Regions from separate parts of the Homo sapiens genome. Here region 2 is linked to region 1. A link is a loop called in an ENCODE intact Hi-C map of the cell type or tissue named here. Cell type or tissue: PC-3. All regions are shown on one strand. Links, peaks and the distances in the headings refer to the core of each region. The heading gives the core; the rest is flanking DNA.

The links. Peaks named below come from ENCODE experiments on the same cell type or tissue, not always from the same donor. Only the 100,000 strongest peaks of a DNase experiment are listed, where the experiment ranks them.
Region 2: a loop joins it to region 1, with 2.2 times the contacts of the local background. A loop is called at or near these places in 5 of 110 quality-filtered maps.

Annotation. Positions count from the first base shown.
Region 1 is chr5:72,608,065-72,613,448 of GRCh38, forward strand. The region is part of intron 7 of TNPO1-DT (TNPO1 divergent transcript); the gene reads right to left. Among named protein-coding and RNA genes, the nearest start is that of ZNF366, 100 kb to the left of the region's middle. In PC-3, for the core only: a CTCF peak has its summit at 3,246 (motif pointing right); no DNase peak of the experiment used is centred there; H3K27ac peaks cover 760 bases.
Region 2 is chr5:72,659,514-72,664,897 of GRCh38, forward strand. The region is part of intron 7 of TNPO1-DT (TNPO1 divergent transcript); the gene reads right to left. Among named protein-coding and RNA genes, the nearest start is that of TNPO1-DT, 150 kb to the right of the region's middle. In PC-3, for the core only: no CTCF peak of the experiment used is centred there; a DNase peak (open chromatin) is centred at 2,108; H3K4me3 peaks cover 374 bases; H3K27ac peaks cover 869 bases.

The sequences.
Region 1 (5,384 bases), core at 170-5,169:
TCAGGGAGAAGGTTGTGGGGGCTGAGGGATAAAGGACTACATATTGGGTAGAGTGTACACTGCTTGAGTGATGGGTGCACCAAAATCTCAGAAATCACCACTAAAGAATTTATGCATGTAACCAAAAACTACCTATACCCCAAAAACTATTGAAATAGAAATAAAAATTTAAAAAACAGCAATTCTAGGGCAGTTGGGATGGCTATTTTGGAAAATCTTGGGGCAATGACTAAAAATACCATGAAATTGTAAAGTGTTACAGAAATTCTTAGTGATGGCGCACGGCATCGCAGGGATCGGAGGCTTCAGTTTATCTGGGAAGCTCCTGCATTCAGCCACCAAGGCCTCTGCCTGGATATTGTGGCCTTTATCCCTAGCCTCTGATTTCTAATGTGGTCTTTATGATGAGCCTGGAGCGTTGCCATGGAAAGCACTCACAGCTGCTGAACCAAAGTCAGGCTGTTTTCAGATTTGAGTCTGGCTGCTGGCTGCTGCATACTATCTGTGGCCAGGCTTTCTGAATGATATTCAAAAATTACCAACACACACACACACACACACACACACACGCACGCACGCACACCAAGAAAAAGAAATCAACTGAGGAACAGCTTCCCATGATAGTCTATTATTTTTTTCTACTCATTTTGATAAAATGTGACATTTGAAATTTCAAAATAAATAATCATAAAATCTGCTTTCTTGTGCAGCCTATGTGCAGGGTGGCCAACATAATACATGGAGCAATTAGAAGAAGTAAATAAGAAAGAGGAGTTTGAAAGGAGGAAAACTGTTTTACAGTGCAGGTTCTATTCCAGTAATAGACCAAGGATCAATACAAGGACATAGATAATTGATTTACAGGTAAACACACGACTTTAAAATGGTGTTTTCTGCAACAACATGGATGAATTTTAAAAATATTAAGCTGAGCAAAAGAAATCACAAACAAAAGAGTATCTGCTCTGTAGAACCATTTATATGAAGTTCAAAACTAATTAACAGTGATAAAAGCCAGAATTGTGTTTGTCTATGGCAGGATAAGGGGTGAATTAACCAGAAAAAACCATGACAGAATATTGTGGAGTGATGAAAACCTTCTGTTTCTTGATTTGGGATATAGTTACATGATTTAACACCATCAGTAGTATGCTGAGTCTGTCTCTTACACTCCTGAGGGTAGAATTTTTGTAAGCCGATTGTTAAACCATCGCTAGCTTAAAATCAGCTATGGTGGGAGTATTTAAACCATGCAAACCAACAAATGCTACAAATCAAGTTTGGGTCTTTCTGCAGAGGGCCACTTTACCAGCATACCCTTGAATACATTTGTCCAGCTTCATCAAAGTATACACTTAAGATTTATGAATTTTAATGTGTATAAAATTACCTCAATAAGGCACTGGTAGCAAAGAAGAAAAAAAGGATAAAATAGTGTCTTCAGTTAGTGAACCAGTCTAGTTGTTCATTTGTGACTTTCATGTCCTTATGTGCCGTTTCAAGCCTTCATGAGTTCCATTTTCTAAAATTGAGGCTCACCACGATCGTAGTAAATAGCTGGCTTGACACTGCGTACTCTGTGAGCCGCTGAGCTACATTTGAATTAGGTATAGTGAATTTTAATATAATCTGTGTCCTAATTTTTACCACCTCTCTTAAAATATCCTTACATACGTAAAGTATAGGCCCATCCTTCTTTTTAAAAAAGTTTCATATGTTAAAGTCTTTATATGTCAAACACAGCAAATATTATATTACTGCATATAAACTTAGTTCACCATTCTTTTTAATTGAGTAAATCCCTATCACTTTTATGCTTTATTTTCATTATCTTTTGTTTTATGGGTTTTTTAATACCTGTAAAAAGAGCTATGGCTATGTTGAATTCAAATAACACAAAAGGCTAAAAAGTCTTTCCCTAGACTCTATCCCAAGTCCTACTGTTTAAAGAGAGCAACGGTTGGCTGGGCGCGGTGGCTCACACCTGTAATCCCAGCACTTTGGGAAGCCGAGGTGGGCGGATCACGAGGTCAAGAGATCAAGACCATCCTGGCCAACAGGGTGAAACCCCGTCTCTACTAAAAATACCAAAAAAAATTCCTGGGTGTGGTGGCACGCCCCTATAATCCCAGCTACTCGGGAGGCTGAGGCAGGAGAATCGCTTGAACCCGGGAGGCGGAGGTTGCAGTGAGCTGCTATCGTGCCACTGCACTCCAGTCTGGCAACAGAGCGAGACTCTGTCTTAAAAAAAAAGAGCAATGGTTAAACATTAGGATATAGCTGTCCAATCTTTTTCTACATTTATATTATACACAAATCAAAATACATATACACACATGCTACACTTTTAAAAAACAAAAATAGGATTATGTATAATGTTACACAACTCGGTCTGTTTATTTTATCTTCCATGCTCATCTTTCCATGTCAGTGTAGGTGAGCTCTACCTAAGAAAAGCTTCGTAGGTACCACTACTTATTTAATCAGTCTCCTCCTGCTGAACTCTTAGACTTTTTCTAAACTGTCATCATTACAAAATTCCTACAATGAACACCCTTGTGTTAAGTTGAATCATTTCAAATTGCTGTTTGTGTATATCAAAAAATGGTTGAATAGCAGTAATTTCAAATGGGTCATACTATACATTTGTATTTCTATAGGATACACTTCTTGAAGTGGGATTGGTGCATCAAAGAAGATGTGCATTTTTATTTTGATGACTACTACTACACTACCCACCTCATAGATATGCCAATTTATACTGTGCTCATTCCCCATGCCCTTGACAATAATAAAAGCTTTCAATCTTTTTAATTTTTGCTAGAAGATTATGCCTCCGTGTTTTGCTTTGCTTTCTTTCCTGATGATTGAGGAGGCTGAATATCTTTTCGTATGCATACTGCACCCAGGACACTTAAAACATCATTTGATTCTCCCACAATCCTCCAAACACACTCCTATTTACAAAAAGAAAATCAAACCTCTTTTTGAGAGAATTAAAGAACAGATGCCTATCGTTAAAAGGATTCCTTTTAGGAAGCTGGGACGGATTATTTTTCTGCCTTCAAATTTCTATTCGTTTCTGTTACTGGACACACAAACATGTATTGTTTTTGCCTAGAGCGAACTCCTTTGACCTCACTCTTCTGTTTTCTGAATTTGAATCACTTGGAAAATCCACTGGGCTTTGGATCTGAGAAGCCGACACTGGGCTCTGGGCAAAGCTGTGGGCTTTGCAGCCTGCCAGCAGGGGGCCTCTTCAGCTCTGAGAGGCCTCCTGGCCAGAGCTCCATTTCCTCCCTCCTAAACAAGCTTCTCCCCAGCGCAGAGAGGCAGTTGCTGGCTTCCACTTAGGCAGGATAATTTAGTGAATGAAAGTCGTTTGGCTTCCACCATAGTAATTAGTATGCAAATTACCAGTATATTACCTGCAGAGTCATAAATTACATTGACAGACTTAATATTCACAGATTCAACATTCCAGTGAGGGTAATTTTTCTATTTTTCAATAGTTGTAGACCAGGCCGATCCACCACCTTATTGAACTGTTATGCATTAAATCAACAGTTGAAAAATTAAGCATTTTCCAAAGCATTTTATTATGCATTTATTTCTTTCAGTAGGCAGTCAAGTGGAACATTAAATATGCAGTGTGTCTAAGAGTACTAAATGGCTGGTGAATACATTTAAGCCTAAAACAGTTTTTTTGTAACTTAAAAAAAGAGACACAACACAGGAAAATCTATATCATAATACAATCTATTGAATCTTTGCCAACACCATTAGAACCAAATATTTTCTAGCTCAGGTTCCCGTAAGTAAGAGGAATCATTAATCCCCAATAAGTGGTTCAAGCTAATGCTGCTCACAAATGGAAAATGGCTGGCCCATAGGAAAGGGGTGCAGTGAGTCCACGTAGGGGTGGACAGGGTCAAGTCTCATCATGTCAACATGATCTTTCCTTCTTCTATTCACCCAAGAGACCAACTGAGCCCGTATTCTGTGCCAGGTCAACAAGATGATTCCTGCCTCCAGGGGATTTAAGGACAGTTAGAGTCAAAGTCTCTTAGCTCAGCCCCTGCTGATGGACAGCATGGTGAGCACTAATCATTGAAGAGTCATGGGGAACACCCAGCACCTTTTCTACGTCCAGCCTCAAAAGCCACTGGAAAGTTAGTGAGACTCAATAATTCCTTCCTCCAGTTCCTCTCTGCACATTCCTACAAAATAAAATTACCTTTGCTTTAAGAGTCTAACATTACTATTGAGGCCATTGAAGGACATATTTATTGATGGTTTCAACAAGGAGATCTGAGAAAGGTGACTAGAGATGGTTAGCAGGAATGTACTGAGAGACACCCATTCACAGATGTGCAGATAACGCCAAATTGCAAATAAACCAGGTGGCTGATGTCTGACATTTGGTCCTTAACTTTAGAAAGTACTTAGCATTTAGAATACCATCCTTCAAACCAAACAAAAGAATTATCCTACGGAGATAGAAAAAGGCAGGGGAAGAAAACCACTTTGCTGCCACAGCTTGGGCCTGCAGTGGCTTCTGTGTCCCCACACTGTATTTGAGGATGGGCATCACCACTTCAAATTCTGGGGGAAGAGCCCCTTGGCCCTGGTTTTCTACTCTCTGTAACCAGCTCACACCTTTCTTTGTGGAGCTATGATCGGCTGAGGAAATGAATTGTTTTCAAAGAGTCTTTCTGAAGAGTGAGCCAAATGGAAGTAGGACAAGATATCTCAGTTAATGTGGGGGTCCGGTAAAGAATGTGCAATTCAAGCCTCCTACCCTGTAACATTTCTCAGGGTTGGAGGTTGCATGCTATGAAGGCTGGAAGAAGTCAGAACATAAGGCAGGAGTTGAAAACAAATGTGCATCGTGTACTTCTCCAAAAGCCACAAATATATAATATCATCTACAGGGAGGTTTACTGTAACATTAGCCTGTCTTGTGATCACTCATTCAGTAAGTATTTACTGAGTGCATATTATGTGCTGACACTGTCTTCTATCAAAATTTTTCTCTTAAATGTCAGCATAGAATCTCATACTTTATTTTATAATGCATTTTTAAAACTGCCAGATTATTAGTATGAACTTTAAGAGCAGAAAGTGCTTACTCACCAGAGAATAGGCCTTTTAAAAGTTGATTCATTTTTTAATTGAAAAATAAAAGTTGTACATATTTATCATGTACAACATGATGTTTTAAAATATATATATATTGTGGAATGGCTACATTGAGCTGATTAACATATGCAGTACCTCACACAGTTATCATTTTTGGGGGTAAGAACACTTAATACCTACCCTCTTAGCAATTTTCAAGACTATAATACATTGTTATTAACCATAGTCACCATGTTGTACAA
Region 2 (5,384 bases), core at 156-5,155, 51 kb after region 1:
CTCCTGAGTAGAGGGAGGTGGACCCATATCCAAAGACTGGTCAATGGCCAGCCCTTTTGCTGCCAAGTGGCACAACCCTGAAGAGTCTCTCCGACTCCCAAGCTCCTACGGAATCAGCACCCACAAGGCAGTTCACCTCTTCCCTCTGCCCAGTCCCGCCGCCTTCGCTCCTGTAAGCTGCCTGCACACTGGTCTCCATCGCAGAGTCTGGTTCCTAGGGAACCCAACCTCACACACACTCTGGGAGTTTCGTTCTCTTCTACCAGAGTGAGGCAATGAAAATCAGCACAAAGAATTCTGGCCAGTACTGTGGGTGAGGAATCCATTTCAGGAGGAGCCACCAGAGCGCAAGCACCAGGTCACAGCAACAGAGTCCAAGGGATCCACAGGCCAGAGAGTGTAAACGCTTGTAACTGCTGACCAAAGGCTCAAGTATGTGGTCTAGTGTTATCACTTGTTACCTCTGAGGAGTACAGAGTTGTGGTTCTCAACCTTGGCTGCAAAATAGAATAACCAACGGTGTTGCTAAAATTAGTGATGCCTGGGCCTCATCTCAAACCAACTGAATCTGAGCCTCCTGAGCCTGAGCCTGGCCATCAGTATTTGGTAATCACTTGATTTCTCTGGGCCTTGCTTCTCTCATCTGTTAAAGAGGCAATAGTAGTTAGCTCCCTACAGGGCTGACGGGCAGGTGCTACCTGGTTATCATTCCGTTAAGTACCTGGTGACTTATCAGGCATTCAATACTGAATATCTTCCCCACCTTCCTACTTAACTGCATGGTTAGAAAAATGCAGATGTTCTAAATAAGGATGCCAAAGCACAAATATTGCATGTTATTGGTTGTCTTCAAATCAAGAGGCATCTATTTTACCATCCCTTAAGACAAAGGTCTTCCTAGACATTGGCCAAGATCGTGGACAGATTCAATGTGCCCTTGGGCATATTTACATAAAGTTTCTTGAAATATACCTTCTTTTTGACACATAGTCATATGAAAACTGTACAAGTTTTCTTTTTAAACAGTAAAATAATTTGTTCAAAGCCACTTACCTATTTTGCAACAGGATAGCTTGCTTTTAAGACTGTTTGACTTCATATCCCATCACTGCTTCTTAGCTGTGTGACTTTGGGCAGACCATTTAAACACCCTTTGCCTCAGTTTCCCCACCTACAAAATGGCAATAATAATAACACCTACCTCATAGGAGTGTTGAGCTGATTAAATGATATTTTGCTTGTTAAGTATTTATCAGAGAGGCTGGCAAAGAGTAAGTACTCAGTGAATGCCAGCTATTTTTATAATTTCTTGGAGTGAGTGAAAATATGTGCCAGGTGAATTTTAAAATTTTAATTCCATTAGCATTATTAAAAATACAACCATATTAGGGTTGCAGATTGAATAAAACCACATGGATTTCTCATAAAGGTTTTGAGAATTTGTGAGCACTCTACTAATAAAAAAAGATGAATTGGGCATATCATCTTAAGCCCAGAAAAAGCTGAAATAAAACACTTAATTGTGTGAATTTTATTCCATGGTGTCAAACCTTAGAGAAACCGGGATTTAAAGGTATTTCAAATTTACCTCTTTTACAGTAAGCATATGAGGAAAAGGCTAGTTTCATCAGCTTCCCTTGGTAGGTATTGAGAAAGATTAATGAATGTCTTGAGTTTGAACATTAAGTTCTTATGTGTTAGATTTCTATAGCCTTCACTTCTTGATGTTTAGGGAAAAACAATTAAATATGTCTCCGCATTTTGCTCCATACATATTAGATAAATCAACTGGAAATTGTATTCAGCTACTAGTAACAGAGACTTAAATATTGGCTTAAATAAAGCAAGGATTTTTTCCCCTTATAAAATAAGAGCAGTGCAGGTATGATGACTCCAAAGCACCATCAGGCACCTAGGCTCTTTCCAGCTCCAGGCTTCACCATCCCTAGGCTGTGGCCCTTGTCCTCAGGCTTATAGGATGACTGCTGGAGCTCAAGCTCTCACTTGAGTGTTCTAGGAACAGACAAGGGAGACACAAGGAAAGGCAGTGGGACCTGCTGACTGAGTCATCCTCCTTTAAAAAGCTTTCCCTGTAAGCCCCACTCAGTGACTTCCAGTTACATATTACTCTGCCCACCCACCGCCCTCATCCCATGACACATACACACCTCTGCAAAGAAGGCTGGGAAAAATAATGTTTCAGTGGACAGCTTGCCAAATCCTAGAATACAGGGATTCCGTACTAAAAAGGAAAGGAAGGATTATACTGGTTAGAGACCTAAAATTTTTGCAACCGTAAGTTCTTAATAAATTGTTGTTTACAAAAAAGAAGAAAAAAAGGAGGAGGAGGAAGAAAAGAAACGACCTGCTAATTTATTCATTATTGTGTCCCTAGGACCTAGCTCAGTACCTGGCACACAGTAAGAGCTGAGTAAATATTTATTTAATGATTGAACTAAAGAATGAGGTATGGATATAGAATAAAGGATTGATTTTACAGGCTCACATGAAAACCAGTCTCTTGAATCCAGATACTTAGCCTTTAAAGAATTATTCTAGCAACAATACAGGGTACTGTAATTATCCTCATTTGATACATGAGGCTAAAAGGGCTTAATAACATGCCCAGGGTGAGACATCCTCTTCCCACTGCCCTCCACAGACCCAGGCCAGCATAGCCAATGCCTCTGCCTTGATGAGCATGAGGGAATGGTCCTAGATGGATTATCTAATGTCCTTCCTTTTTTACAGATGAGAAAACTAGATGCCCACAGAAGTTAAGAATCTTGTCCAAAGTCACGTAGCTCAGAGAAGAAAGTGATTATTAGAATCAGGTATATCAACCCCCAGTCTGTGCTGCATGGGCCCCGAGTTCCCATTGGCACCAACCTCTCAAGAAATTGGTGTGATTGCCTGGAAACAGACTTTGATGAAATAACTGTGAGCTGCTCAAGATATTTTCCACCTTCCCTGGCCAACATATTCTACTCCCTTGGAAGCCACCCCAGCATTCATTGTTGAGGGTAGAGTGTCAGGTTGCAGGCTGCAGATTTTAGTAGCATTGGAGAGAGAGGCAGCATTAATTAAAAAGCAGAGGGAAAAGCCATCACCAAAATTGCCACCCACTCCAGGACAGTTGCCTCTAGGAGCAAACGCCTTAGCACCAGCCCTGGGATGGAAGTTGTGAGCAATAGTAGAGTGACTGACCATCCTGGTTTGCCCAAGACTGTCCTGGCTTTAGCACGGAAAAGTCCTGCATCCCAAGAAACCACTCAGAACCTGTCAAACAGGGCCAGTTGGTACCTCCAACATATTTCTGTTGTTGCTCTTGGGTTATACATTCAGAGACTTTCAATGGAACTTTGGAAAAGTGGGGAACAGCAAGGAACCACAAGAGGCAGGTCCAGCATGTTGGGTCCAACCCAGCACAGAGGCATTTGTTGAGTACCAAATTGATGAGAGGCAGAGAGCCAGGTCCTCCCTGGACATGGAGCCATCATTGCTAGTGTTTTCTGGGCACTCACCCAGTGCTGAGTGGAAGGGCTTCATGTGGATGAGTTCGTTGATCCTCACAACACCCCTAGAAGGCAGATCCTATTGTTCTCCCATTCACAGAAAGGAATCTGAAGCACGAGGAGGTGAAGGAATGCGCCCAAAGTTAAAAGCTGTCAGGCAGCAGAGGTCGGGTGCAGACTGGCCGACTCCAGGGTCTGCGTGCTCCCTTCTCATTGCACTGCCCCATACAGGAAGAGAAACATCACCTCTTCACTCAAGAAGTGTACAACATGGGAGACAGGGTGAGGTAAGTGCGCAGATCCCTTATGGAGTAATATCAATGCCACCGTGGCTGACATTCCCTGAGCAGTTGCTGTGGGCCAGGCCTCTGCTCAGCTTCTACGTAAAGTGTCCATTCTCATCCTCATTATGATGAGTGTGGTACTATTAGCATCTCCATTGTATGACAATCGGACTGTGGCTAAAAGAGGTGAAGCATTTTACCCAGCATCTCACAAGTGGTGAAGCTGGGATTCAAATCAAGAAGTCTAATCCCATGGCAGGGCAGAACTGTACCTTGCTTAGGAGCTCTGGGTGTTCTCCCAGGCAGGTTAGGTGAGGGCCAGGTGAGAGCTACTAACAGACTGCCCTAGAGATTTAGCCATTTCTGCCTTTTTGTTCATTTGCACTAAGTGTCATTCTCTAGTCTCAAGCCTTGGGCTGTGTTCTGCTAGCAGCCCCCGAGCTGGTGGTGGCCACCATCATTTTGCAAGCCAGTGAACCAAAAACCACTCCGAGAGCTCCACAACGCAACACAGAAGGCTGAATCCTGGGACAGACGCCACAGCACAGTGCTGTTTTGGAAGGCAGCTTTCTGCTCCCAGCCCCAGCCTACCTTTCCATTGCTGCTGTTTTCTTCCTGCTCCAGAGAAGGGCGAAAGCACATTATCTACCTACATAGAGGAACTATGGAAGCCCTGCCAGGCCCTGTCTCATCCCAGAGCTTGAAGACTTGGGTTATGATCACTGCAGAACCAAAAGGCATTATTAATATGGATGTATTCCAGAAGTGACCAGTTTAAAAATCATTCAAGAGAGCATATGCATGAGACCATGCGCTGCTGTTATGCCTGCAAAGCCCTCTTTGGTAACAACAGCTCTGAGAGCTCTGACCTCCCACCTAAGAACCAGTGGCCACAGAAAACCTTTCTGCAAGAATCCCTGCTCCTTTTCCAGCTTGTCTGGAGTGAGAGAGTAGCTGAGGCTCCTGGACAGCAAGTTGCCTCTAAGAGGGGCCACTGCATCCTGTCATAAAGAATGGATTAGGCTGGGAGGCCGGGTGCGGTGGCTCATGCCTGTAATCCCAGCACTTTGGAGGCTGAGGCGGGTGGATCACAAGGTCAGGAGATCGAGACCATCCTGGCTAACATGGTGAAACCCTGTCTCTACTAAAAATACAAAAAATTAGCCGGGCGTGGTGGCGGGTGCCTATAGTCCCAGCTATCCCAGCTACTCGGGAGACTGAGGCAGGAGAATGGCATGAACCCTGGAGGTGGAGCTTGCAGTGAGCCCAGATCGCGCCACTGCACTCCAGCTTGGGCGACAGAGCAAGACTCCATCTCAAAAAAAAAAAAAAAAAAAAAGAATGGACTAGGCTGGGGGGATAAGCTGGCTCTTTAGTAAACAGAATGAACCCTGCTGCTTCTCCCACAACCAAAGGGAAAAGTGAGCCCCAAAACAGAGCGGAACGTTACTTCTCTAAGCAAAAGACAAAGGCACCCTCCTGGGTGAGTATCAAAATATTTAAATCTGCTAAGACCACGAAGGGCCCTGACCTAGTGTGTATTGCAATGAGTTGGAGAATCTGGTAGAGAGTTAGTAATAACTGC